7 separate regions of the Homo sapiens genome follow, and all the other regions are linked to region 3. Evidence: chromatin loops called from intact Hi-C (ENCODE). Cell type or tissue: heart right ventricle. All regions are shown on one strand.

The links. Hi-C counts contacts between places; a loop is a spot of excess contacts. Peaks named below come from ENCODE experiments on the same cell type or tissue, not always from the same donor. Only the 100,000 strongest peaks of a DNase experiment are listed, where the experiment ranks them.
Region 1: it touches region 3 in a loop (2.8-fold over the local background); 38 of 110 quality-filtered maps call a loop at or near these places.
Region 2: it touches region 3 in a loop (2.3-fold over the local background); 28 of 110 quality-filtered maps call a loop at or near these places.
Region 4: it touches region 3 in a loop (2.5-fold over the local background); 7 of 110 quality-filtered maps call a loop at or near these places.
Region 5: it touches region 3 in a loop (2.5-fold over the local background); 26 of 110 quality-filtered maps call a loop at or near these places.
Region 6: it touches region 3 in a loop (6-fold over the local background); 38 of 110 quality-filtered maps call a loop at or near these places.
Region 7: it touches region 3 in a loop (3.0-fold over the local background); 14 of 110 quality-filtered maps call a loop at or near these places.

What each region holds. Positions count from the first base shown.
Region 1 is chr20:35,472,721-35,476,720 of GRCh38, forward strand. It overlaps CEP250 (centrosomal protein 250), which reads left to right. Exons shown (of 35, transcript NM_007186.6): 12 at 1-111; 13 at 654-832; 14 at 1,150-1,332; 15 at 2,782-2,926; 16 at 3,729-3,875. It overlaps CEP250-AS1 (CEP250 antisense RNA 1), which reads right to left. Exons shown (of 3, transcript NR_184017.1): 3 at 1-3,955. Among named protein-coding and RNA genes, the nearest start is that of CEP250-AS1, 16 kb to the right of the region's middle. In heart right ventricle, no CTCF peak of the experiment used is centred here; no DNase peak of the experiment used is centred here.
Region 2 is chr20:35,600,149-35,604,148 of GRCh38, forward strand. LOC124904891 (a long non-coding RNA gene) reads left to right here and starts at 1,529. Exons shown (of 2, transcript XR_007067570.1): 1 at 1,529-3,188; 2 at 3,302-4,000. It also overlaps the pseudogene FER1L4. RefSeq lists a silencer at 1,537-1,866. In heart right ventricle, a CTCF peak has its summit at 1,568 (motif pointing right); a DNase peak (open chromatin) is centred at 1,563; H3K4me3 peaks cover 1,638 bases; H3K27me3 peaks cover 1,764 bases.
Region 3 is chr20:35,882,727-35,886,726 of GRCh38, forward strand. The region is part of intron 9 of PHF20 (PHD finger protein 20); the gene reads left to right. Among named protein-coding and RNA genes, the nearest start is that of SCAND1, 70 kb to the right of the region's middle. In heart right ventricle, CTCF peaks have their summits at 1,715 (motif pointing left) and 1,914; a DNase peak (open chromatin) is centred at 1,675; H3K27ac peaks cover 1,926 bases.
Region 4 is chr20:35,826,255-35,830,254 of GRCh38, forward strand. The region is part of intron 2 of PHF20 (PHD finger protein 20); the gene reads left to right. Among named protein-coding and RNA genes, the nearest start is that of PHF20, 56 kb to the left of the region's middle. In heart right ventricle, no CTCF peak of the experiment used is centred here; a DNase peak (open chromatin) is centred at 2,397; H3K27ac peaks cover 2,883 bases.
Region 5 is chr20:35,712,617-35,716,616 of GRCh38, forward strand. RBM39 (RNA binding motif protein 39) reads right to left here. Exons shown (of 17, transcript NM_184234.3): 11 at 1,569-1,773; 12 at 403-480. LOC124904980 (small nucleolar RNA U13) reads left to right here and starts at 3,855; the gene lies at 3,855-3,954. In heart right ventricle, no CTCF peak of the experiment used is centred here; no DNase peak of the experiment used is centred here.
Region 6 is chr20:35,461,939-35,465,938 of GRCh38, forward strand. CEP250 (centrosomal protein 250) reads left to right here. Exons shown (of 35, transcript NM_007186.6): 4 at 327-615; 5 at 1,637-1,693; 6 at 3,805-3,887. The coding sequence starts at 430. Among named protein-coding and RNA genes, the nearest start is that of CEP250, 8.3 kb to the left of the region's middle. RefSeq lists a silencer at 1,880-2,059. In heart right ventricle, CTCF peaks have their summits at 1,957 (motif pointing right) and 2,159; a DNase peak (open chromatin) is centred at 1,961.
Region 7 is chr20:35,510,271-35,514,270 of GRCh38, forward strand. It overlaps CEP250 (centrosomal protein 250), which reads left to right. Exons shown (of 35, transcript NM_007186.6): 35 at 1,093-4,000. The coding sequence ends at 1,356. Among named protein-coding and RNA genes, the nearest start is that of C20orf173, 17 kb to the right of the region's middle. In heart right ventricle, a CTCF peak has its summit at 1,729; no DNase peak of the experiment used is centred here.

The sequences.
Region 1 (4,000 bases), 410 kb before region 3:
AACTCTTTGGAATTGGACTCTAGTATCTTCTCCCAGTTTGATTACCAGGATGCAGACAAGGCTCTTACTCTGGTGCGTTCAGTGCTGACTCGGAGACGCCAGGCTGTGCAGGTAGGAACCCTCAGCATTCCACCTCAGTCACAGGGGTTTGTGTCTAAACTGGTTTGTGCCTCAGGTACCTCCCTAGCCTGGACTATCCCTTTCACTTTTTTGACCAGTCATGAGGTGTTCTGTCAATATCCCAGAGTAAATCTGCCTATGTCTGCTGAATTGTGCTTGTGAGTAGCAGGCACATCCTCCACGCCAATGGCATGCTTCACTTTGTGTACAATCTTTGCATAACAGTATGCAAAGATTGGGAACCAGAGCCCTGGGAGATTATTGGGTCAACGTTCTCCAACTCTGAGAGTCTTAGGCACACTTACCACTCCCCCATGCCACTGTACATTTGGAGATGACGAACTCTAAGAATCTAGAGCCACAGAAGCCCAATGACCTCTGATGGCCTGTCTTCTTGAATAGTTGCATCTCCCTTCTCAGCTTTCTTTTGTTGCACCAGCCCCCGACCCCCTTCTCCAGCCCCACTTTCGGGGTTCTGACATCCCTCCTTTGCCCTTGTTCATCATCTGGTTTCTCTTGCTCTCTCTCCACAGGACCTAAGGCAGCAGCTTGCAGGCTGTCAAGAGGCTGTGAACTTGTTGCAACAGCAGCATGATCAGTGGGAGGAAGAGGGCAAAGCCTTGAGACAGCGGCTGCAGAAGCTCACTGGGGAGCGGGACACTCTGGCAGGGCAGACTGTGGACCTCCAGGGAGAGGTGGACTCTCTCAGCAAGTGAGCAGACGGGCTGTTCATCCCACCCTCCCAGCCTGGTCTCAGTCTCAGTCACCATCCAGCCATTTACCCACTCCCATCAGGTTTTTGGGGTGCTGATCCTGTTCTCCTTGAGACTCAGGGCTGTTTTGCCCAGTGTTTCACTTGTTTCTCCAGAACAAGCTTTTGGGGTTGGAGTCTTTGTGATGATAAAAAAGTTTCGCACTAGAAACAGAAGATGGGATGTTGAAACAGGGTCTCTTGGCCCTGTGATGCCTGCTTCCAGAAAGAATTTTAGGTCCTATGGTCTCTGCTCATCTCTGATTCCCTTCTTCCAGGGAGCGAGAGCTGCTGCAGAAGGCCAGGGAAGAGCTGCGGCAGCAGCTGGAGGTGCTAGAGCAGGAGGCATGGCGCCTGCGAAGGGTAAATGTGGAGCTTCAGCTGCAGGGGGACTCTGCCCAGGGCCAGAAGGAGGAACAGCAGGAGGAGCTGCACCTGGCTGTCCGGGAGAGGGAGCGTCTGTAAGTGAGACTAGTCTCCTCCTCGCTGGGCCCTGGTCTTTCTTCAATTCTACACCCTCCCCGTCTACTCCCCTCTGTTACAAAGTAGAGTATGTAGAAGTCTGGCATGCAGTGGGTTCAGATTAGCTTGCTGCTTCTTCCTTTGCAGAAAGATGAATATGGAAAGTTCGTGGTTGGTTAAGTCTTAGTTGAGCACCCATATGGGATGAGACACTGAGGGGGATACAGAAATGAATAAGACAAAAGCCCTGATTTCAGGGAACTTGCCAGAAGACAGACAACTCACTGTGACATGAGGCTGGATGAAGTATGAGTTAAATAGAGTTTCAGACCAAGTCCTTTGGGAGCACAGGAGTGACAGCTAATTATTGAAGACTAGGAAATGCTTTATGGAGGAGAGAGTAGACTTTGAGCTGGGCCTTTACCTATTTGGTTAGCAGAGAGTGGGAGAAGAGCTCAAGGAACAGATTAGCAAAGAAAAGGCGGCAGGAAGGTTCATGGCATGTTCAGAGTAGGCTGGGCTGGCTAAAGGGTAAGACTTATACAGGGAAGTAGTGGGAAATGTGCTAGCTGGTCAAGAAAGGGAAATCCAGAATCAATGGCCCCAGCTAATCTGTAAATTCCCCTATATGATGTCACAGAAAAAGCAAGGACTTTGAGCTAGGCAGAAGCTTAGTTTAAATTATGGCTCTGTCACATGGACAGATTATTTGTAGAATGATGATAATATTTACCTTGAAGGGTTGCTGGGAAGATGAGAGCAATGTTTTGGAAAACGCCAGCATAGAACCTGGCATATGGTAGGTCTTTAATAACTGGGAGCAGGGATATATCTTCATCTTTGCTGTATTTCCCTCCTCTCCTGTGCCCCAGTTCCTTGTACCTGGTAGGCATGAATAGTGGAAGCTTGAAGGGCTGCCATAAGGGTCATGACTTGTGCTAAGAATGATCTCCCTGTACCAAGGAGAAGGGCAGACAACCCCTAACAACAAAAAATTAGCTGTAGCTGAATGTGGTGGCATGTGCCTGTAGCCATGGCAAGGTGAGATGGGAGGATCACATGAGCCCCCAGGAGTTTGAGGCTTCAGTGAGCTAAGAAGATACACAGAGAAGTCTCACTCTCATTTGTGCTTTCTCCATCCCATTTCCCTTCCCCCTTTAGGCAACCATTTTAGCTGACTTCTTGTTTATCTTGCCAGTGCTCCTTCATGCAAATACGGGCATATATTCTTTCTTCCCCCACTTTCTTGCATAAAAGGTAGTGTATCATGTATATACTGTTCTGCACCTTGATTTTTTTCACTTGACATGTCTTAGAAATCTTTCCTTATCAGTGTTTATAGACCATCCTCATTCTGTTGCATAGCAAAGGTGATTATATTCCTGTTACCTTTGGGGTTATGGCCCATCCCTAAGAGTTCCTCTAGACCCCTCTCTTTCCCATCTTAGTCAGGAGATGCTGATGGGCCTGGAAGCCAAACAGTCAGAATCACTCAGTGAACTGATCACTCTTCGGGAAGCCCTGGAGTCAAGTCACCTGGAAGGGGAGTTACTGAGGCAAGAGCAAACGGAAGTGACCGCAGCGCTGGCTAGGGTGCGTGGCCTCCTCTCCTCACTTGCTGGGTGGGCGGCTTCGAAAGTGTGTTCCCATGCAGCCTGCCTCATTCTTCACCTTCAAGCCAGGATCCCTCATCTTTCCTCAATCATTAGTCTGCTTCTGGGTTCTCTATTCCAACATACCCTCTATATTGGAATTAGAATGGGCTTTCTAAAGTATATACCTGGTTATGTCAGTCTCTTAAAACCATTCAACGGCTTTCTAGCTCTGTGGTGCCACATTCAAAGCTTTTTGTCATGTGCCTCAAAGTGTGTTTTAGCCTCCCCTTCTACTGCAAAACCCATCCTAACACCTCATATCCTTTGCTCCTGCCACAGCAGTAATTGCCTTCTCAGTTATTCCATGTTCTTCATGACTCTAATACTCTGCGTGTACTTTTCCCTTTCTCTGCACTACTTCTTTCCTCTTCCTTTATGTGCAAACTGTTCCTCATCTCTCAGTACACAACTTAATCGTCAACTCCTCTACCAAGCATATTTGACTCTTCCAAACTATATTAATATTTTTTTTAGTTCCCAGAGCACTTTGTGCTTACATTTTCTGTGGCATCATTACAATCATAGTCATTTCTCTATCCTAACTTTGGTATCTCTATACTGTGAGGTCCTGTCTCACTCCTTAATGAATGAATGAAGGGAAAACTTGTTTAGAATGCAGGAGAGGGAATGGAGTATTAACTGATCTCTGTACCAAAAAGCAGCAGTGTTGGGAATGTGAACTGTTTACTGTTCCAGGAAAATTGGAAATATGAAACTCTTTAATCCTTTTTGTTTTTTAGGCAGAGCAGTCAATTGCAGAGCTGTCGAGTTCTGAAAACACCCTGAAGACAGAAGTAGCTGATCTTCGGGCTGCAGCTGTCAAGCTCAGTGCCTTAAATGAGGCTTTGGCGTTAGATAAAGTTGGGCTGAACCAGCAGCTTCTCCAGGTGAGCAAAGATTTTCCTGGTCCCCACAGAAGGGCTGGGCCCTAACTGAGAGCAAGACGGATCAGCTCCCAAATGTAGGTCTGAAATGAGCAAAAGGAACATTTACAATGCAGAGGAGAGCAAAG
Region 2 (4,000 bases), 280 kb before region 3:
CGGTGGGGTCGATCATGGTGGCCTCGAAGAGCACACCGAAAAGCAGGAAATCTTCACAGGGCGCCAGGACATTCTGGGGGAGGCCATCAGGCTGGAGTCAGCACCTACTCTCCCAGGGAACAGCCTGGACTATGCTTGGCCGCATTGCCCACAGAAAGAAGTGCGACCAAGGCTTGGAAGTCACTGCAGGTTTCTTACTCCCTCTCCCTCCTCCCGGCCCCAGCATTGGCCCTGGGTATGGGTCCTCTCTCCCACAACATGTGTGCATATACCAGAGCCCATGTGGGCACACACCTCACTCTTCGCCCAGGCCCCCAAATTGAGACCCCTGTCGTGGTGTTTAATGCCTGAGAGTGGATTCCACCTTCCAGAGCTGAGGTGACCCCGCCCCCTTTGCTACCCCCCAGCCCCCACCTCTGGCAGCGGCAGCAGCTCCTCCACCTCCACCTCCATGGCACGGGGGATCTCAGGCCCCTCGGCACCGGGGCTGGCGTCCAAGTGCTGCGGAACCGCCTTTGGGGTCTGATCCCTTCTGGCTTTCTTTTTCTTCTTTCGGGTGAGCCGGGACAACGTGGACCCCTGCTGGGCCTGGGGAGGCTCAGGTTCAGCTCTCCCTTCCAACACCTGCATGGACACAGCCAGCAGAAGGCGGCCGCGGAACCAAATGCCTTGGCCAACGCCTTCGTTGAGACCTTGAAGACTATCCCGGAGCCCCGCGCCGGGGGGCGAGCCATAGAGGGGCACCCAGGCCGGGCCGAAGGTAGGGTTAAACCCCGCTGTGGGGAACAAGAGAAGCGTGTTGGAGGGGAGCGTGGGGAGGGCGAGTGCTGGTAAATCTCTGCACCTCACCCTGATCTCCTCCAAGTATTCGGGGGTGAGGGCAGGGGAGGGGGGCTAAGCCGCTCTGAAACGGAAGAAGTTGGCCAGCAGCTGCGGACGCGCCGCTGTGGAACACGACCTGGGGCGCCTCCAAAACAGCTCAGCGCCCCAAGGAGCTGGAAATCGCGGGAGCCCGGCCTCGGGGGACGCAGCCTGAGCCCTGGGGGCGGGGTCGGGATTGGGGCGGAGCTACGGGCGATCGGCCAGGCCTGGGGGTCGGGGAAAGGAGTGGACCGGCAGTGTCAGCGTGTGCACAGCTGTAGAAGGGTGGGACTGGGCTGGTTACTGGACAGGCGGTTGTGGTCAGAATTTTGCCAACGGAGCCAAACCGATGGTGGGGTTCACAGTCTGGGGGCGGCTTGAAGCAGTTTGTTTTGCGGGCGGACCAGCCCTCCTAGGCGGAGCGGGGTCGCGAGGATGGGGCTTGCGGTTGGGAATGGGCCCTATGGAGCCCTATGGACCGAGGCGAGTGAGGCCAGATTTGCCGCGGCCAGAAGCGCTCACCCGCGCGGCCCGGATGGGAGATCCGCCTCAGGTCCGGCACGTGCGTAGCGAGTGCCGCGTCGACCAGGGGCGCGTCGTCCCGCAGCTGCAGGCGGAGGCTGCGCGTCAGCGGCGGGAAGAGCTCCACGAAGCTCAGCTGCTCGTTCCATTCGGGCGCCGCCGCCTCGGCGCTCACCGACGTCTCGCCCTGAAGGTGGCGTTAAAGACAGGAGAAGGGAGATCAGCGCGGAGTCGGGGCCGGAGCCGCGGCGCCGTGGGCCCCGGAGGGACTTACCTCCTGCCCCAGGAAAGACACCCGCACATAGGGCTCCACCAGGACGCGCTGGTCGTGCAGGGCGCGGACCAGGCTGCCCAGCAGCCCCAGGCGCAGCGCGGGAAGCCCCTCGGCGCGGTACAGGCGCACGCGGAGCCGCGCCCATGGCCTCTCGGCGGGCACCCCGCGCGGCAGGAGCAGGTTCCTAGGGGAGGGGGCACCGAGCGGGGGGGGAGAAACTGGGATCTCGGCCCCTCCCCTTATCCGCGCCCCACGGCCACCCCCGGATCCATGTCCTCCTCCCCACCTCACCCCGGCTCACTTCTCGATGTCCGAACAGTGCCCTGGGGCCGGGGGTAGCATTGGAGGGGGCAGGTCCCCGCGCGCCCTCACGGACAAGGTGACCTTAATGAAACCCTTGGTCCCGGCGCGGGTGTCTCGGGGATCATGCAGCGGAACCCATCTTTGGTAGAACTGGCCATCTAAGGGCGAAGGGGCGAGCCAGGGGTAAGGGGCGACCGGCGGGACGCACAGGGTGGCCGTGAGGCTATCGGAGTGACGGACAATGGCCAGGGCTTCTCTGGCTCAGCAGGGAGGGGCGGAAGTGCCAAGAGTTCAGCCTCCGCCAGAGATGGCCCTCTCCGAAGTGAGTGTATAGGGGTCCATGCGGAGTCACTGCAGGGTCAATCTCTAGGGCCCTTGTCCGTGCAGAGTCTCAATAAGGGGACGATTCCATACCTGGCTGGTCCAAGATGATGCCCAGGTCCATCCTGAAGGTGCCTATCCGGGTGGCCATAAAGGGGAGGGTCTGCGAATGGAAAGCCTTGGGGGAAGGTGGTGTTAGTCCTGCAGCTTTCTCATCCCCCCTTCTCTGAAGGACACTGGTCACCCCTACCCCACTCACCGTGATCTCCAGCAGCAAGTCTTGGAGACGAAGCCGCGTGTCATGAAATTCGAACAAGAAGTACTGAATTGAAGTGGGGATGAGAGGTCAGATGTGAAGGGCTCCTGCCAGCTTACCCAGGTCTCTTGCTCAGAAGACCCTCCTTCCCCCACCCCCAACCCTCTCACTGCAAGCTTTTCCTGGATCAGCAACCCCCCAACCCCAACCCATAGGCCCAGCATCTGGCTCCATTTCCACCTAGGCCTCACCCGCTCCGGGAATAGTTCTCACATCAACCCCTCCCATTCTGTCAGGCTCGCCCTCTTCTGTGGTGGCACCCACCTCATTGTAGAAGGGGCAACTGGTCCCACGCTGTGTGGCGGTCACACGGCGCTGCCCCCCCACTTGCACGGCCACATAGGGGTTAATGTTGACTCCCACCAGTTTCTGGGCTTCCAGCACAGTGACTCCCACCTGAGAGGTACAGAAGGATGAGGAAAGGAAGCCAGACCTGCCTGGGTGGAGGGAAAGAACATGCGTGCCAGAAGAGGTAGTACTTCCAAGGGTTAGGCCCTGGAAAAAGAGTAGTACCTGGAAGTCTTGAGCTCTGGACACCTGGAAGGGATCCCCATGGGCCAGGGCCCTGGCGCGGCTGGAGAGAAGCTTAAGGTTAGCACTCACTTGGTCCCTCCCCTGCACACGCACACGCGCGCACACACACACACACACTTGCTTGGTGCTGGGAATGATGTTTTCTCTCCCTCTGAATTTTTGGATTCCAGGTCCTTCAGGTCATGTCTTGCTGCCTCCATCTCAACCCTGCACCCACAATTTGACTCATTCCTGGAGCCCGAAACCATTCATTCATGCAACAGAGGTTTATTGAGTACCTACTATGAGCTAACACTGTCCCAAGCACTGGGACGCTGTAGTGAAGAGACAAATCTTGCCCTCATCAAGCTTTCATCCCCTGCATGTGTGTGAGCCACTGTAACTATGTGTATGAACATGGCAGTGTCTATGCCTATGAGCAAGTGACTGGAGAATCCACCCTTCCCACACCCCCTGGGACTGTGTGTTTGTGAGGGCAGATGGGTGTGGGAGCAGGTGTGCCGTGGGTACAAGTTACCTCTTGAGGGGGCTGAACATAACACCAGAAAGTTCCACGTCAGGCTCATCATCCAGGTCCTGCTCCAGCTCAAGCTCCAGCTCATTCTCTTCATCGTCCTGCTGGCCTAGACTTCGAGCTAGCCTGCGGCCTAGAGCCACTGCCCGCCGCTCCAGCTGGGCCTCCCCAGGCCTGATAGGAAAGACCCTCAAGGGACATGCCTGGAACCCATCACCCATCTCCAGGCAATCCCTTGACTTCCTGGAGCCTTGGACTGACCCCTGACCCTTGAACTGATCCCACTGATCCTAGGACCAGTTATTGACCTTGTGGCTGACTTCACTGATCCCAGGACAGACTCTTAACCCTGGGA
Region 3 (4,000 bases):
CACAATTACATATAATTAGGCCAGGCACAGTGGCTCAAGTCTGTAATCCCAGCACTTTTGGAGGCCAAGGCAGGCAGATCACCTGAGGTCAGGAGTTGGAGACCAGCCTGGACAACATGGCAAAACCCTGTTTCTACTAAAAATACAAAAGTTTAGCCAGGTGCGGTGGTGTGTGCCTGTAGTCCCAGCTACTCAGGAGGCTGAGAGAGGAGAATTGCTTGAGCGTGGGAGGCGGAGGTTGCAGTGAGCCAAGATCACGTTATTGCACTCCAGCCTGGGTGACAGAACGACACTCTGTCTCAAAAAAAAAAAAAAAAGAAAAAAGAAAAAGAATATAATTAGCTAGGCATTGTGGCACACGCCTGTAGTCCCAGCTACTCGGGAGGCTGACATGGGAGGATCTCTCTAAGCCCAGGCATTCGGTGTTGCAGTGAGCTATGATCCTACCACTGCACTCCAGCCTTGACAACAGAGTGAGACCCTGTCTCTGGAAAAACAAAAACAAAAACAATTACGTATAATTTATTTCATTGTATGGATGTTCCATAATTTATTTACCTAGCCCCTGCTGAAAGATATTTAAGTTCTTTCTAACTTTTCCCTATTAATTCTCCCTGTTTTACAGACAAAGAGCCTAATATTTGGCATGAAGGAGTGAGTTAGCTAGAGTGGCACACTTCCTAATGGTCAGTATTGTAGAGGTTGGTAAAATTAAATTAAATTTTTGTTTGAGACAGGGTCTCACTCTGTCATCCAGGCTGGAATGCAGTGGCGCTGTCACGGCTCACTGCAGTGTTGACTTCCAGAGCTTCAGTGATCCTCCCCACTGTTCAGCCTCCTAAATCATTGGGACCACAGGCACTCGCCGTCACTCCTGGCTAATTTTTGTATTTTTTGTAGAGACAGGGTTTTGCCATTTTGCCCAGGCTGGTCTCAAACTCCTGAGCTCAACCGATCCACTTGCCTCGGCTTCCCAAAGTGCTGGAATTACAGGTGTGAGCCAGTGTGTCTGGCCCAGAGTCTGTAACTGTTGTTTTCCTGCTGAGTGCCTAATTCCATCTGATAAGATGCTGGGTGCTATATAAATCAAGTGAAATGAACAGAGTCCCTGCCTTTAGGGGCATTGCACAGTATGTGATGCAAACTTCTGCTCTCGGGGCACTCATTAAAGCAGTGTGTACACTCAGAGTAAGAGGCTTAGTAGGGTGGCTAGATTTGGAGGGTGGTGTGTGGTACAAGTGATGTCAGTACTCCAGGACTGGGTGGTGCCTTTTGAATTCTTTGAGTTGTGGAAAATGTCTTGATCTGGAAACTGAATGGTGTTTCTGGTGTTTCTTTGGAAACATAGGTTTAGTGGTGTGAGTACAGGACGATCCAGAAAGATTGCTGGGGGAAAGGGAGGTTGTTGAGAACTCATTCACCAGGAATGTATTAACGTAAGTAAGCGGAAATAGGGCGGGACCATGACCATCTTCAGAAGCATCCAGCCAGGTCCCTGGAAGCTGGGATGCTGCGTTAGTCACTGTTTAGTGTTGCTTTCCTGAGTCGGTGCCATAGTCTTGCGTTTTTAAACCGAGATGGAGTCACAATCTGAGAAATTGGTGTGAAGGAGGCTCATGGGCAGCAGGAGGAGGAGGAGCTGGGAGGGCAACACATCTAGTCTAGGGCTAGCTGTTCCAACCTAACTCTGGCATTTGGGGCAGCTCTGCCACCTTGTGGAATGAGTGCTCAGTGATTTCTGTGGGGGCTGAGTGCAGAGATCTGCATTCCAGGGGCTAGCCTTGAAATGTTCACCAGGACTATATGTCGGTGTGGTTCCTTTCCTTCCACTTGAGTATTTGTGGCTTCAAAGTATTTTTCCTACGTATGTAGATGCATATTTTTTCCTGAATATATTTTTAGGAAGTTTTTATTTTGAAATAATTTAGACTTATACATCTATGTAGCATGGGTTAAAAGAATGACAAAAAATAATTTCAGATTTATAAAAAAGTTGCAAAAATAGCAAAAAGATTTCCCTTATACCTTTCCCTATGTTGGAAAATATAGATTCCCCAATTGCTAGCAATTTACCATGTTAGCTTTATTATTCTCTCCCAGATTTTATTTTATTTCATTTTTTGAGATGGATTCTCACTCTTTCGCCCAAGCTGGAGTGCAGTGATGAGATCTTGGCTCACTGCAACCTCCACCTCCTGGGTTCAAGCAATTCTCCTGTCTCTGCCTCCCGAGTAGCTGGAATTACAGGCACACGCCACCACGCCTGGCTAATTTTTTTTGTACTTTTAGTAGAGATGGAGTTTCACCATGTTGGTCAAGCTGGTCTCGAACTCCTGACCTCAAGTGATCTACCCACCTTGGCCTCCCAAAGTACTGGGATTACAGGCATGAGCCACCATGCCCAGCCCTCTCCCAGATTTTTTAATGTAGTTTTTGAATTGTTTGAAAATAAATTGCAGACCTTTAGCCCTGAATATTTCAGTGTGTATTTCCTGAAAACAAGGACATCCTCTTTCATTCCCACAATATAATCAAAATCAACACCTTTTAAAAACTTTGCCATTTGTTCTAATAATGTTCTTTGTGGAAAAAATGGGGGTAAATTTTTTTTATTTCTGGTCAAGATCCAATCCAGATACACACGTTGAATTCAGCTGTCATATTTCTTTTGTCTTCTTTAATCTGAAACAGACCTTCAGTCTTCTACTTTTTTTACTGGAGTGGGGGACAGGGGAATAAGCTTTTTTTTTTTTTTTTTTTTTTTTTTTTTTTTTACTTTTTAAAAATGAGATCTTCAGTTTTTGTCTTTTATGACCTTGACATTACATTTCTGAATATGATATCCCTCAATTTGGGTTTTTCTGATGTATCCTCATAATTTGATTTGGGTTATTCACTTTCCACAGAAATACCACGTAAGTGATGTTGTGACCTTTTCAGGTGCATTCTATCAGGAAGCACATGAAAACCTGTTTGTCCCATTTACTGGTGACATTAACTTTTATCACTTACCTAAGGTAGTATCTACCAGCTTTTTCTACTATAAAGCTGTTATTACCCCCTTTATAATGAATACATTTCTTGTGAGAGAAACATTGAGACTATGTAAATATCTTATTTCCTCATCAAACTTTCACCCATTATTTTAGCATCTACTGGTATTTCTTGCCTGAAACAATTTTTACTGTGATGGCTGCCAAATGGTGATATCTAACTTTCATCATTCTTTCAACATGTATTAGTTTATATTCTGCCTTAGGGGGGTTTAATCTCACTTCTTTCCTTCCTTTCCTTGTTTGTTTATCTGCATGGGCTCATGGATTCTTATGTCGTTCTATGGGTTATAATCTGTTTCTATCATTATTTATTTTAATGCCAAAAAATTATAATCTTGAGATTATGTCAGTAAATACTTTTTTTTTTTTTTTTTGAGACAGAGTCTCACTCTGTTGCCCAGGCTGGAGTGCACTGATGAGATCTCAGCTCACTGCAACCTCCGCCTCCTGGGTTCAAGTGATTCTCCTGCCTCAGCCTCCCAAATAGCTGGGATTACAGGTGCCCACCACCATGCCCAGCTTTTTTTTTGTAGCTTTAGTAGAGACTGGTCCAGGCTGGTCTTGAACTCTTGACCTCAAGTGATCCGCCTGCCTCACCCTCCCAAAGTGTTGGGATTACAGGTGTGAGCCACTGTGCCTGGCCTTCGCTAATCTTTGATTGCTTTTTGATGCTTCAAGCTGAAAAAATTATTCCTTCATAGACATGAAAAATATTTTATTCATTATATTATGTGAAATATATATCAAAAAGGTATCAAACTGCTGGGCCACATGGCGTGATTGCCGACAAGAATAGCAACTGTGTTGGGCCTTGGTCCTGAGGGAACACATGACAATGAGAAGTGGCTCTTTTCCCCTGGCTGGAGAAGTGACAAATAACAGGATCCAGGAGCAGATGTTAAGTGCTGATGATGAGGTAGAGCAGATAGTCATTTGTGGCAGGA
Region 4 (4,000 bases), 56 kb before region 3:
GCCGGGCTCGAACTCTTGACCCCAGGTGATCTGCCCGCGTCGGCCTCCCAAAGTGCTGGGATTACAGGTGTGAGCCACTGCACCTGGCCTAGACATGCATTTAAAGTGAGACCCATCAGCATGTTGAGTGTTTTCTCTAGCCACATTTAGCTGTCTGGGTACAGGAATGGAGAATGTGGAGTCTGAAATAACCAGGGTTGGGTGGCAGTTGTGATGAGGAAGAGAGTCGCCAGTAATTTGAGGGCATATGCAAGGAAGTGAAATTAAAGAATGAGAAGATTTCCAGGAAGAGAGTGGCAGGGGGAGAAGGCAGAAGGAATAACATCAGCAAAAATATTCAGGGCTTGAAAGAACTTGGTGTGTTCTGAGAATCCAGGGAGGTAACAGGAGTGGTGGGAGATTGAACTGAAGAGTGAAAATTTAAGCAGGAGAGAGACATGTTTTGATCCTTCTTAGTAACAGAAAATTGGCAGTGTTCATTCTGTCATAAGATATTTGCTGAGTGGCTCTGTATCAGGCATTCTGCTGGGTACTGATAGAAGGGGTTTAGGGGTGATGTGTACATACTGACTGTTCAGTTGTTGCTGGTAAGAAATGATTGAGATAGAGAGGAAAGATAAATTTAAGACCTTTCTTATATCAGATGTTGATTAATGGAAGTGGTGAAGGGGTAGGGAAAGAGTTAAGGCATTCAAAATAGCAGTTTTTCTGCAGTTTAATAGTCAGCCTTTTGTTTTTTACTAAATATATCTTCCATCCCCATCTCCTCTCCAGCAAAGGCTGGTGATGGCTTAGAATGTTCCTTTTGTGCATAGAAGTATTTTGCTTCTGGTATGTGCCCTGAGCCAGGAATAGAGGCAAGCTCTGATTTTTTTTCGCTCTTGTCGCCCAGGCTGGAGTGCAATGGTACGATTTTGGCTCACCGCAACCTCTGCCTCCTGGGTTCAGGTGATTCTCCTGCCTCAGCCTCCCAAGTAGCTGGGATTACAGGCATGCGCCACCACGTCTGGGTAATTTTCTGATTCTTGAAGTAAAATGAGTGCTGTATGTTTGCAGACAAACTGTTTATATAGCAAAGAATCTGGAAGCAGTCTGAATGCTTAACCTCTGGGGGAAAGTTAAGTCAAATTCTGGGCTAGCCACGCAGTTAAGTAGACTATTACATGGCTAAGACAAAAGACACCCATGTGGATGTGGTGACTGCAGGAATGTTTACATGTGGAGTCCAGTTAAGAGCAGAAGGCTCATAGCCGGGTGCGGTGGCTCACGCCTGTAATCCCAGCACTTTGGGAGGCTGAGGTGGGTGGATCATGAGGTCAGGAGATCGAGACCATCCTGGCTAACACGGTGAAACCCTGTCACTATTAAAAATACAAAAAATTGGCTGGGCGTGGTGGCGGGTGCCTGTAGTCCAGCTACTCGGGAGGCTGAGGCAGGAGAATGGTGTGAACCCGGGAGGCGGAGCTTGCAGTGAGCCAAGATGACGCCACTGCGCTCCAGCCTGGGCAACAGAGCGAGACTCCATCTCAGAAAAAAAAAAAAAAAAAAGCAGAAGGCTCTTCACCGGGTTTAGAGTTAGATGTAGATATCGATCTTGATTGTGCCTCTTCCTAGTCATTCTCTTTGAGGCTCCATTTCCATGAATGTAAAAAGGGGGCAGTAATAATAATGACTCCTTAAGTCTTCATGGCATGATCAAGTGAGATACCTTAGATAAAGATAGTTTACAAACCCTAGAGTAAGCTGCACTCATTAGTTTTATTTATTTATTTATTTATTTATTTCTGAGACAGAGTTTCGCTCTTGTTGCCCAGGCTGGAGTGCAATGGCATGATCTCGGCCCACCACAACCTCCGCCTCCTGGGTTCAAGCAATTCTCCTGCCTCAGCCTCCCGAGTAGCTGGGATTACAGGCATGTGCCACCATGCCCAGGCTAATTTTGTATTTTTAGTAGAGACGGAGTTTCTCCATTTTAGTCAGGCTGGTCTCGAACTCCAGGCTTCAGGTGATCCGCCCGCCTTGGCTTCTCAAAGTGCTGGGATTATAGGTGTGAGCCACCGCGCCCAGCCTCATTAATTACTAATAGCCATGTGGGTGAACACTGATGAGTTGTAGTGGGAATTCGGAAGGAAATTGTCATCCTTTCTGTTTTTTTCTCCCCGGCCCCATGATGTTTCTTTAGTTAGTATTTCTGGTATATAGGGGGGAACAAAACAGATTCCTGCCAAGCACTGTCTGGCTGCTCTAGTTTAAGCACGTGCACGGTATGTAGTATTAGGCAGCTTAATTTTACACAGATGCAGCAAGACTCTGAGCGGCAAGCCTTCCTGGGGCTTAAGGTCATATAGGGCAGGCATGTCAACACTGTTTCCCTGAATTAGACCTGTACTGTTCTCTGCCTTCTGGCTGTGCACATGGAGTCATGCCAGCAGTGGCAGTGCTTTACTGTCTTACAGCCCTCTCTCTCCCTTGGTGGAGCCCTAGGACATGTTGGCTTATCTTGTAGCTTAGAGCAGTGTTTCTCAAACCTGAAAACATGAGGACTGGCACCTCTAACCTATAAACTATTGATAGACTCCATTTCTAGATACCAAAGCAGTCTAGCAAAATGCAACTTTGTTAGCTACTTAGTGCTGTGTAACACATTTTCTCAAAATTTAGTGTCCTAAAACAATAAACATTTATTATTCTCTAGGTGTCTATGGGCCAGGAATTCAGGAGCGGCGTAATGGGGGGTTGAGGGGGCTTCTGGCCCAGGATCTCATAAAGGCTGCATCCAAGGGGGCTCACTCACAGGGCTGGCAAGTTGGTGCTGGTTCCTGACAGGTGGCCTCAGTTCCTTGTCATGTGAACCTCTCCATAGACATCTAGAATGTTCTCACGATGTAGCACCTGACTTACCCTAGAACAGGGAATCTGAGAGAGTGCAGGGCAGAAGCAGCAGTGCTTTGTGTATATGCTTGTGGTAAAATACATACAACATAAAATTTAGTATTTTAATCATTTTTAGGTGTGCAGTACAGTTCTGTAGCGTTAAATACATTCACACTGTTCTGCAACCATTACCAGCCTACTTCTCCAAAATATTTTCTTTCTTTCTTTTTTCTTTTTTTCTTGGTGATAGATTCTCACTCTGTTGCCAGGCTGGAGTGCAGTGGTGCGATCTCAGCTCACTGCAGCTTCTGCCTCCCGGTGATTCTCATGCCTCAGCCTCCCGAGTAGCTGGGATTATAGGCTTGTGCCACCACGCCTGGCTAATTTTTGTATTTTTAGTAGAGATGATGTTTCACCATGTTGGCCATGGCTGGTCTGAAACTCCTCACCTTTGGTGATCCACCTGCCTCAGCCTCCCAAAGTGCTGGGATTACAGGCATGAGCCACTGAGCCTGACCTAAAATTTTTCATAGTGAGATAAAATCTCACTATGTTGTTTATGTTGGTCTCAAACTCCTGGCCTTAGCCGTGCGCCATGGCTCATGCCTATAATCCCAGCACTTTGGGAGGCTGAGGCAGGCATATTGCATGAGCCCAGGAGTTTGAGACCAGCCTAGGTAACGTGGAAACCCTGTCTCTCCTGGCCTCAAGCAATCTTCCTGCCTTGGCCTCTCAAAGTATTGGGATTATAGGTGTGAGCCACCACGCCCAGCCCAAGATTTTTTCTTTTTCTTTTTTTTTTTGAGATGGAGTTTCGCTCTGTCACCTAGGCTGGAGTGCAGTGGTGCGATCTCAGCTCACTGCAACGTCTGCCTCCTGGGTTCAAGCAGTTCTGCTGCCTCAGCCTCCCAAGTAGCTGGGGCTACAGGCGCATGCCGCCATGCCTGGCTAATTTTTTGTATTTTAGTAGAGACGGGGTTTCACCATGTTGCCCAGGCTGGTCTCAAACTCCCGAGTTCAGGCAGTCCACCTGCCTCGGCCTCCCAGAGTGCTGGGATTACAGGTGTGAGCCACCGTGCCCGGCCTGATTTTTTCATCTCTCCAAACTGAAACCCTGTATCTATTA
Region 5 (4,000 bases), 170 kb before region 3:
AAAATAACTGTCTCAACACTCTTACTACTACAATAGTTTTAAGTAAAGCTTTTTTAAGTGCCTCTGATATTTTCTAAATTCTAATATTATAAATATTTTTTCGATCAAACAATATACACCTTGTAGTATTCAATAAAACTGATATATTTGAAAATAAACTTATGTCAATGAATTTCGACTAAAAACTGGGGTGCAGGGTTTAAAACTGTCCTGACAACTCATTTTGATGCATGGTTAATTCTACCCTATGTCTCCACTTCCTTAAATAGAAGACTACAAACTAACAGGCTATAAGTACTTGATGAATTGAATTCTCAGTAAGTCCTTTTAAATGTAAAAATTTGGAAAATTTTCGAATTAGATGAAAAAACGATTTAAAATTAGAAAAGATTCAATTCCTACCTGCCACAGCACCAAATGCCAAAGAGCCACTCATCTGTAGAGCTTGCTGTGCTGCTGGCGGAATCTGCAAACCTGTACCTGTAAAAGAATAGTCTTAAAGTTCCTACTATGTTGAGAGCAGAGAAACGAAGTTTCCTGGGTCATTAATATCATGATCACTTCACTAAAATAAATTGCAAGGAGGGCCGAGTGTGGTGGTTGACGCCTGTAACTTAGCTAGCACTCTGGGAGGCCAAGGGAGGTGGTTCACTTAAATCCCAGAGATCGAGACCAACCTGGGCAACAATTGTGAAACTCTCTTTTTTTTTTGAGATGGAGTATCGCTCTTGTTGCACAGGCTCTTGTTGCACAGGCTGGAGTGCAATGGCGCAATCTCGGCTCACTGCAACCTCCCCCTCCCAAGTTCAAGTGATTCTCCTGCCTCAGCCTCCTGAGTAGCTGGGATTACAGGTATGCGCCACCATGACCGGCTAATTTTTTATTTTTAGCAGAGATAGGGTTTCTCCGTGCTGGTCAGGCTGGTCTCGAACTCCTGAACTTAGGTGATCCACCCGCCACAGCCTCCCAAACTGCTGGGATTACAGTTGTAAGCTACCGCACCCGGCAGAAACCCCATCTCTTAAAAACAACCAACCAACCAACCAACACAAAAAAAAAAAAAAAAAAAAAAAAAAAAAAACCACCACAGAAATTAGCCAGGCGTGGTGGTGGTTGTTTGCAACTGTTAGTCCCAGCTATTTAGAGATTAGGGTGGGAGGATGGCTTCAGCCAAAGAGGCAGAGGTTGCGGTGAGCCAGGATCGCACAACTGCACTCCAAATTGGGCAACAGAGCCAGACCCTGCATCAAAAAATAAGAAATTACAAAAAGAAAAACTTGTAACATTATAATAGCTGCAACTAAATTTATTCCTAAGTATGACATATAAACACTACATAAAGGAAAAGAAATCTTGCAACTTATACTGTGGCATTCAAAACACATAATATAGATTTCCATACATTAATACAAGGCACATCATCTATAAAATAATATGCAGTGTGACCAAGGATAACGCCAACTACAAAATAAGATAAAATCTTTTTCCCTTTCTTAGTTTACATGGCTACCTTTCTTTTCCACTACAATACCCACAGTAAATCATTCGTAATAGCAAGAAACACTTACCCTCTGCAAGTCTTGCCATTAACTGAAGACGACCAGTTGTTCCCAAATCAATTCCAGTCCTTTCCAGTTCATCACTGTCCAAAAATGAACTAGCACTCGAAGCATCAGTACGTTCAGTAACATGACCAACTTTCATTGGTCTTCCTGCTAGTTCAAATCCATTAAGTTGTTCCAAAGCCTTTTTGGCACATTCTGAGTCAGAAAACTACATGATAGGGGAGGCAAGGACAGGAGACAGTGCTTTAATTTTTAAAATACAAACTATACTTAAAAATATATTTATATTTTTAGCATATTCAATAATTACTTCTGAATACTAAGGTAGAAACTGCAAGCTGTAAGTAGCAAACACAACATACATGATGACGACGCTAGCTAACGCAAATTAGGCTTGTTGATGTGGTAGTTTAAATAAAAGATATTACAAGTAATGACAGCTTTATATTTGAGAACATGGGGATTGTGGTTAGAAAATGTGAAAACTGGCTGGGTGCAGTGGCTCACACCTGTAATCTCAACACTTGGAGAGGCCGAGGCAGGCAGACCACCTGAGGTAGAATTTAGTACTTTTCTAACAAAAATGTGCCCAGGGACAAAATAGTCAATATAATCCTCATATATAAAACATAAATACTTCATACACAAGCAAATAAATACATAACTTGATATAAATTACATATATATAAAATTTTGGTTTACACATATACCCACAATGGCTTATCTGGAGAAAAAGAAAAGGTGGAAAATATCCACACTAAAGTTACTAGAATAAAAAAATAAAATTGGTGAGCTATGTTTCATAAATTTTCTCCTTTCACCAGTTCATTGACGTACGTAACAGCCTAATGACCAGTAAGTTAAACAGATTTGCTATCAACATAGCAACAGGCTTACATTTTATTGAAATGTAGATATAAGCTAACAATTTTAATTTCCTGATAGAGATATACAGTGTACTTTTAAAAATACTATGTTTCCAGGACCTTAAAAGGTTACAGAGCTCACACATCTGAAAAAAGTTCCACCATGGATGAGTTTCATATACATGAGTGGCACCATCTCGGCTCATTGCAACCTCTGCCTCCTAGGTTTAGGCAATTCTTCCTCATCCTCCCTAGATGCTAGGATTATAGGCGCCCGCCACCACGCCCGGTTAATTTTTTATATTTTTAGTAGAGACAAGGTTGCACCATGTTGGCCAGGATGGTCTTGATCTCCTGACCTCAGGTGATCTACCGCTCTCAGCCTCCCAAAGTGCTGGCATCACAGGCGTGAGCCACCACACACAGCCCAAAAACACTTTTGACAAGACAATTCTGGTCTTGGTTGTGAGGTATGTACATTAAAAAAAGGATCTTTAGTAAAAAAGAATCGTTAACAGACCTTCATTTATTTAACTGTTAAGAATGTGTCAAAAGGTTATCAGAGATGAACGTATAAAACATTCAATTATATGAATAGCTGGCTGACCCCTATATGTATATATAGCACATAGTAAAGGAAAATAGGAACACAGTAATATAATTTGGATCCTTGTCCCCTCTAAACCTCAGGTTGAAATGTGATCCCCACTGTGGAAAGTGTGACTTGGCAAGAGGTATGACAAGGCAGATCCCTCATGAATGGCTTGGTGCACTCCCCCTGCTAATAGGCGAGGGTCCTTGCTCTGTTACTTCACAGGATGTCTTCCTCTCTCTTCCTCTCCCTCTCTCCAAGTGACACACCTGCTCCTCCAAGCAATAACAAGTAAAGGCTTTGCGAAGCACAAGTAACAGCTTCCTGAGGCCACCACAGACTCTGAGCAGCTGTTAGTGTCATGTTTGCATGGCCTGCAGAACCTAATAAACCTATTTTCTTAAATTATTTTATATTTATTTATTTATAGTTTTATTTTTTTTCAAGGCAGAGTCTTACTCTGTTGCCCAGGCTGGAGCACTGCAGCGCAATAGCACAATCTTGGCTCACTGCAATCTCCATATCCTGGGTTCAAGCAATTCTCCTGCCTCAGCCTCACAAGTAGGTGGGATTACAGTTGAGCACCACCATGCTTGGCTAATTTTTGTATTTTTACTAGAGACGGGGTTTCGCCATGTTGGCCAGGCTGGTCTCAAACTCCTAATCTCAGGTGATCCACCCGCCTCGGCCTCCCAAAGTGCTGGGATTACAGGCATAAGCCACCGCGCCCGGCCACAAAAACTAATTTAAAGCACTTGAAAATATTAAACATGCCACCTTCCCCACCATTATTAACTATTATTGTACTTCTACTATGCAACTTGGATCAAAAAATTTTAGGAGTACCTAAGTGTGATGATTTGGTTTTCACATTCATGTGTGAGCTGTGCCTGCCTTTTGTTACAAGGGCATATTACCCTTTGTTGTGAAAAAAACTTTTTTGATCGGACACAGAGGCTCAGTCCTGTAATCCCAGC
Region 6 (4,000 bases), 420 kb before region 3:
TATTGTAATAGTTTGTGTCTATTTCCCCTGCTAGACTAAGAACACCTTCAGCGATTCATTCAACAAATGTTTCTGAACCACTGTGCCAGGAACTAAGGATGCAGTGATAAACCAGGAGCTCTTGGTTTAGTGCAGAGTTCCAAAAGTCATGCCAGGAGACACTAGTCCTGTGAGCTTGTCTCATGGTCAGTTAAATTTGGGGAATGATGCTCATCATAGCGCCCTTCAGAGATGAGGGTCCCTTTTAGTATTTTAAAGGTTCTGAGGAGTCTTGTGTGTAGTAAAAGAACAGTCCTTTCCATTTGACTATGTGCTTTGGTCCCCAGTTCAAGAGGAGGTTGAAGTGGCATGGCAATGGTTAGAGACCCTGCTGGGCGTGAACACCCTCTGGCTACCTAGGGACCTGTGGGCCTACCACCTGGTGCCCTCATGGAGACAAGAAGCCCTGGGTTGAACAACATGAAGCCCCAGTCACTGCAGCTGGTACTGGAAGAGCAGGTGCTGGCACTACAGCAGCAGATGGCAGAGAATCAGGCAGCCTCCTGGCGGAAGCTGAAGAACTCCCAGGAGGCCCAGCAGAGACAAGCAACCCTTGTGAGGAAGCTGCAGGCCAAGGTGAGGCAGCTGCCCTTTTGGGGAGGGGAAAGAGAACAACCCCCAGAGCTAGGTGCTGAGGTGAGATAAGGGTTGCAGGAGGCAGAGTCTTGTGGTGGGAGTGGCCTACATCTAGCATGGTGAGATAAGACCCAGACCTTCTAGCTTTCATGTACAGCTTCTCTTTTGATGCTCACAACTGCTCCATGAGGTACGTATTATATCCTTTTAATTTAATTTTATTTTTGAGATAGGGTTTTGCTCTGTTGCCCAGGCTAGAGTGCAGTGGTATGATCACAGATCGCTGCAGCCTCAACCTCCTGGGCTCAGGCAGTCCTCCTGCCTCAGCCTCTGGAGTATCTGGGACCACAGGTGTACACCACCACTTTTGGCTAATATATCTCTTTAAAGATGAAATTCACAAGGGTTAAGTTAATTATCCAGGTTTCTTCAGCTAGTCTAGAGCCAAAGCCCATGATCTTGCCTCTGTGATATAAAAGGCATATAGAAAGTATTTATTTATTTATTTATTTATTTTTGAGACAGAGTCTCGCTCATATAGAAAGTATTATTTAAATGCCCAAATAAGGCCAGGCACGGTGGCCCATGCCTGTAATCCCAGAATTTTGGGAGGCCGAGGCAGGTGTATCACCTGAGGTCAGGAGTTTGAGACCAGCCTGGCCAACATGGCAAAACCCTGTCTCTACTAAAAATACAAAAATTAGCTGAGTGTGGTGGCGCATGCCTGTAATCCCAGCTACTCGGGAGGCTGAGTTAGAAGAATCACTTCAATCTGGGAAGCGGAGGTTGCAGTGAGCCAAGATTGTGCCACTGCACTCCAGCCTGGGACACAGAGCGAGACTCCATCTCAAAAAAGAAAAAAATGCCCAAATAGAAACTATAAGATGTTATGGCCTTACCTTACTGTCACCACCCATTTCCCCTGTTCATAGCAAGTTTGCCTAAGATCCTCAGGGGCCTTTGCTTTGGGCTGTTTGTGCCAGCTGTGTTCATTGCCCAGGGCCTGTTCTTTTTGCTGCAGGTGCTGCAGTACCGAAGCTGGTGCCAAGAGCTGGAGAAGCGGCTAGAAGCCACTGGAGTGAGTGAGGCTGAGCTCTCTGCACCCCCTGGGTCCTCAGTGAATATACTTGTTAGGTTTCATTTGTTGACTGAGGGAGGTTGGAGTGTACAAGTGAGGTGTTTGGTGGAAGGCTCTCTTTCTCAGCCTCTGAGAGGTTTATCACACTGATATCTTCATTGGACCTAGCTGGCCTGTCAGATTCCAACCCTTGGTTTTCAAAGGACGAAATGTAAATTAGATTGGAAGGAGTGTGGGATTAGCAGGAAGAAGTGCATGTTTCCTCCAGCAGGTGTCAGTGTTTCTTTTAGAAAGATGCAGGCCTTTGCGAGCCTACAGCATGTCTGCAGCAAAGGGATGTCTGTGCTATTAGAACTGGCTTTGAAAAACCCATTTATTTGCCTTTGTTCCAGCTGCCTCTCAGTACCTCCTCACATTTTCCTCAGAAAAGTTCTCTCAGAGGAAGGAAAGAACCAAAACTTATTGAGCACCCTCAATGCAGTCCAGGCAGCATGAGGCACTGTCATATACAGATGGTCCTCCCCAACTTAGGATGGTTGCAAGTTTTCAACTTTATGATGATGTGAAAGCTATATGCATTCAGTATGTTCCTTGGGTTATGATGGGGTTACAGCTGGATAAACCCATTGTTTGGGGTTGTTTTGCTTGCTTGTTTGGTTGGTTTTTGTTTGTTTGGTTGGTTGGTTGTTTTGAGACAGGGTCCTACTTACTCTGTCGCCCAGGCTGGAGTGGACTGGTGCAGTCATGAGTCACTGCAGCCTCAGCCTCCTGGGCTTAAGCGATCATCCCACCTCAGCCTCCCAAAAAGTAGCTGGGACTACAGATACATGCCTCAACATCTGGCTAATTTTCTTTATTTTCTGTAGACACAGGGTCTCTCTATGTTGCCCAGGCTGGTCTCAAATTCTTAGACTCAAGCAATCCTCCCACTGCTGGGATTACAAGTGTGAGCCACTGCATCTGGCCCGAACTCACTGTTAAGTTGAAAATATCATAAGTTGAAAATGTCAGCCAGGCGCAGTGGCTCATGCCTGTAATCCCAGCACTTTGGGAGGTCATGGTGGGTGGGTCACAAGGTCAGGGGTTCAAGACCAACCTGGCCAGCATGGTGAAACCCCATCTCTACTAAAAATACAAAAAATTAGCCGGGCATGATGGTGCGTGCCTGTAATCCCAGCTACTCGGGAGGCTGAGGCAGGAGAATCACTTGAACCCAGGAGGCAGAGGTTGCAGTGAGCCGAGATCATGCCACTGCACTCCAGCCTGGGCAACAGAACTAGACTGTCTCAAAAAGAAAAGAAAAAAAGAAAACGTCGTAAGTTGAAAACACACCTTTAACTTATGTTCAACTTATGATGGATTTATGGGATGAAATTCCAGCATAAGTCAAGGAGCATCTATAATTGTGTCTCTTAACCTGCACAGCAACTTTCTGAAGGGAACGATATACCGCTTTCATTTTGTAGCTGGAGACACTGTAGCTCCAAGAAGTTAAGTGACTTCACAGGCTGGGTGTGGTGGCTCATGCCTGTAACCCCAGCACTTTGGGAGGCTGAGGTGGGTGGATCACTTGAGGCCAGGAATTCAAGAACAGCCTGGCCAACATGGCGAAACCCCATCTCTACTAAAACTACAAAAATTATCCAGGTGTGGTGGCAGGTGCCTATAATCCCAACTACTTGGGAGGCTAAGGCAGGAGAATCACTTGAACCTGGGAGGCGGTGGTTGCAGTGAGCTGAGATTGTGCCATTGCACTCCAGCCTGGGCGACAGAGCGAGACTCTGTCTCCAAAAAAAAAAAAAAAAAAAATGAAAGAAGTTAAGTCACTTCCCAAGGTCAAACCGTTAGTGTAGTGGAAGTTAAGGCCATTAGTGAAAGATACATCACTTCTTAAGTTGAAGATTCTATTTACTACTGAAGGCCGTCTTTCAGGAGAGGTCATCAGTTTACTTTTGGAGTGAGGGATGCAGTGATTGAGAATAGAAGCATATTGCTAACAAAGGGGAGAAAGAATAAAAAGAAAGTGGACTGCCATGGAAGGGAGCCTTAGGGAACTGGTCTGAGTGATGTTCTCTTTGGAGGTAAGTAAGGCTTGTCTCTGTCTGGCGCAGGGACCAATCCCCCAGAGGTGGGAAAATGTGGAGGAGCCAAACCTGGATGAGCTGCTGGTCCGATTGGAGGAGGAGCAACAGAGGTGATGGACCCCAAACTTTCTGACCTGGGTGATTGGCCAGTTGGTGGAGAAGGCTGATGGGAAACTTCTGCCCTGAGGGCTAATGTGGACTTCAGCCATAGCCCTCTAATTCC
Region 7 (4,000 bases), 370 kb before region 3:
AAGGGAAAGGAATAGGAAGAGGGCTGAGGAGCAGGCAGAAGATTCTAGGAGGACAGGTGGGAGCAAGGGAAGCCATCCTGGCCTCCCTGCCCTCAGAGGTGCCCTCGCAGCCAAGACTGTTGCCAGTGCCCCAGACAGAGGAGCCAGGCACCAGCACAAGCTCCAGGCCACACAGCTCAGCACAAGCTCCAGGCCACACAGCTCAGCTCAAGCCGCCACTCGCAGAGAAGTGACTTGAAGAGCCTTCCTGCCTCTTAGGCCTCAACTAAAAGTCCACTCTCCCTTTCAAGTTGCAGGAATCATAAGTGTTACCTTTTTATTTCTGAGCCTATTTCAGAAATCAGTAGTCACTACTGGCAGGGCCTGACTCTGTAGCTAGACCTAAGCTATTACTTTGAATTCTATTAAACTCAGAATGTTTTTCTATTTTATTAAAAAGTCAAAGCAGGTGCAGTAGCTCACACCTGAAATCCCAGCACTTTCGGAGGCCAAGGTGGGCGGATCGCTTGAGGTCAGGAGTTTGAAACCAGCCTGGCCAACATGACGAAACCCTGTCTGTACTAAAAATACAAAAATTAGCTGGACGTGGTGGTGCACACCTGTAATCGTAGCTACTCAGGAGGCTGACACACAGGAATCACTTGAACCCGATGGGGTGGAGGTTGCAGTAAGCCAAAATTGCATCACTGCACTCTAGCCTGGGCAACAGAGCAAGACTCTGTCTCAAAAAAAAAAGTCAGATAGTGGTTATACTTGAGTATATATTGTTATCAGCCTCATCAAAATGTACATTTAAAACTGGGCATTTTTCACATGTAAATTATCTTTCAGTGAAGTTGATGAATAGCTTTGTGGTTTTCAAGCGCGCTATTTGAGTCACATGTGCAGCCAGGATTGAGAATCACTGGATTCTAGAATTCCTAAGGGCCCTTCCTCTAAACTCTCTACAGCCTGTTTCTGAGATTCGTGTATGTGGTAGAGTTGATTCAGATGATCAGCCAACGAGCTTCAGAGAACACAGAGCAGGAAGAGCTGGGACAACTTCAGGGCCCTCAGCTGCTCTCGCTTTTTTTTTTTTTTCCTGCCCACCAGGTGGTCCTGCTGCAAGCTCAGCTGACTTTGGAGCGGAAGCAGAAGCAGGACTACATCACCCGCTCAGCACAGACCAGCCGTGAGCTAGCAGGCCTGCACCACAGCCTCTCACACTCACTTCTTGCCGTGGCCCAGGCCCCTGAGGCCACTGTCCTGGAGGCAGAGACCCGCAGGCTGGATGAGTCCCTGACTCAAAGTCTGACATCCCCAGGGCCAGTCCTGCTACACCCCAGCCCCAGCACTACCCAAGCCGCCTCCAGGTAGCAGCCACAGCCAGGAGCACACAGACAGAAGACTGTGTCATGGGTCATGGCCCCTCCGCACACCTACAGGTTTGCCAAAGGAAAAGCCTGGCTCTGTTAGGCACCCAGGAGCCCCAGGTCGGCGGGTGTTCCCAGGAAGAGGAAGTAAATCTGCAACCCTGGGGAGGACCCCAACTCACCTGGGAATGAGGCAAATTGCATTTGCTTGCTCCCTATGGAATCACCCAGAGGGGTGCCTTGCCCTGGCTGAGGGACATGTACTGCCTCTCATCTAGAATTTATTTTCCTAGCACTTCACCACCTCCTTCATCTTCTCCTTCAACAATAAACCCTGGGATCTTTGCATTCATTTTCTGCTGCTGTCTCCACTTGTGCAGCTGGGTGGCAGCACCACATCAAGGGAGTTTATCTGGGAAGAACTTGCCAAAGATTCCTGTTGAGGTAGCATGCATTTATTGTACACCATGCACTGTGATAGGGAAGGGTTACAGAGAACACACAAGACAAAGCCCCTGTCCACAGACAGCCTACAGTCCAGTTGATGAGAACAGGCTAACACTCATTTATGAGTCAGAGGCAATTCTGTGTACTGACTAGAAGAACTGTAGAAATTCCAGGGGCTGAGGAAGGGAGGCACGAACTGGCCCTTGAAAGATGGAGTGGGGTTGGAGGTGTTGCCAAGCACACAGTGAGAAGACTGGTCTGACTGTGGCAGGGGGTTGGGGCTGAGCTTGGGTGGGTTGAGCGGGGAGATTTTGGAGGGTTAAAAGAAGTTCTGGGGCCTCAAAAACACAGCGTTGACCTTTAGCTAAAGTCAGAGTCTCTGAGTTCAGAAGCTCCACATGGCCTCATTCCTCTTCTACTCTGGGTGAATGTCCTTGAGATGTCGCTTCCTGGGCATATCAGCTGGAACTGATCTGGTCGCCTGTAGTCCAACCATGTGTCAAGCCAATCAGAAGGATGGACTATGGCGGAACTTCTCACCCATGGACTGGTCCTAGTGGAGGCTGGACAGAACCCAGCTCACAGGCTTAAGACCTATTGCTGGCAACCTCCTCAAAGCCTAAAAATTGTTTAATTTTTTTAAGAGACAGGGTTTTGTCCTGTCTTCCAAGCTGGAGTGCAGTGGCACAATCACATCTTACTGCAGCCTGAAACTCCTGGGCTCAAGTGATCCTCCCACCTCAACCTCTCAAAGTGCTGGGATTACCGGTGTGAGCCACCATGCCCAACCAGAACAGTTTTCCTTAAAGAAGCAGGCCATTACCTTCCTCTGGCACTCCCACCATAATCTGGAATTCCTCTTTACTAAGCCTGGGGATGGAACTGAGACCTAGCCAAGAATCTGGGAGGGGTAAGAGCAGCACCCACTCACCCAGACCTCCTAATTTGGGGCTCAGCCCCATTATGTCTCATTGCACCACACAGAGTGGAAATGGGGCTGTTCACAGCGACTAGAGCTTTGTTCCAGAAACCTACACATGCAGCTCAGCAACAGATGCTTAGTGAAAACTTCTGAAACCCCAGAAACAGATCTGGGGCCCCAGAAATGCTGTCCTGGTCCCTATTTCCAGTCAGATTCCCTGTAGCTTAAAATCCTTACCTGGCTTTTAGGCCATTTATTTCTTTTTCCTTTTTTTTTTTTTGAGACAGAGTTTTGCTCTTGTTGCCCAGGCTGGAGTGCAGTGACGTAATCTCGGCTCACCAGTGGCAACATCCACCTCCTGGGTTCAAGCAATTCTCCTGCCTCGGCCTCCTGTGTATCTGGGATTATAGACACGTGCCACCATGCCCGGCTAATTTTGTATTTTTAGTAGAGACAGGGTTTCTCCATGTTGATCAGGCTGGTCTCGAACTCCCGACCTCAGGTGATCCACCCACCTCGGCCTCCCAAAATGTTGGGATTACGGGCATGAGCCACCGCGCCCGGCCCTTTAGGCCATTTTTATGCTAGGAGTTGTCAGAGACAAGACTTCTCTTGGTTGTTCACTTGTTACATCCTCCAGCCCTGGTTCTCAGGCTCGGGCTGACAGAGGGTCCCTGTTTTTTACCTTAGAGTTTCTTCTCAGCATCATTTTCTGTAGGTCATGAGCCAGGGCCTTAGGCCCCACATACCTTCTGGGCCTCAGAGAGGTTCCAGCAGCTGAAAGACATCTTAGAGGCTGCCAAGCAGGGTCTTTATTCAGGACTAGACTAATCTGTATTTGCTCTTCTCTTTCCATCCAACCCTCAAGAGCCCCCCAGCTCCATTATAGACCTCGGCCTAGGGTCTCCCCTCCCCACCAGATATTCAGAGCAGGGCTGGCCTTCAGTTCAAGTGTAGACTGTGCTCTTGCCCTCACACTCGAGCTTGTGGATGATCTTCCACTCCGGCTTTCTAAAGTACACTTTCCTTGCCCAGTAGCAGGATTGCCTCTGTGGAGTGTCCCACCAATAATGGTGACAACTGCTGTTTTCATCAGCTCCAGACCCAAAGAGACCTGAAGTGGGGAAGTGTGAAGGAAGGAATATGTGTCATCCAGGGGGGACCCAACTTTGCCTAAGGGCATGAGGCCGGAGCCTCCTTTCCTGACCTTGTCACATGTGGCAGGGTATAACCAGAATGGTGAATCCAGCAGACGGGAGGAGTCCCTGGCAGTCCAGCC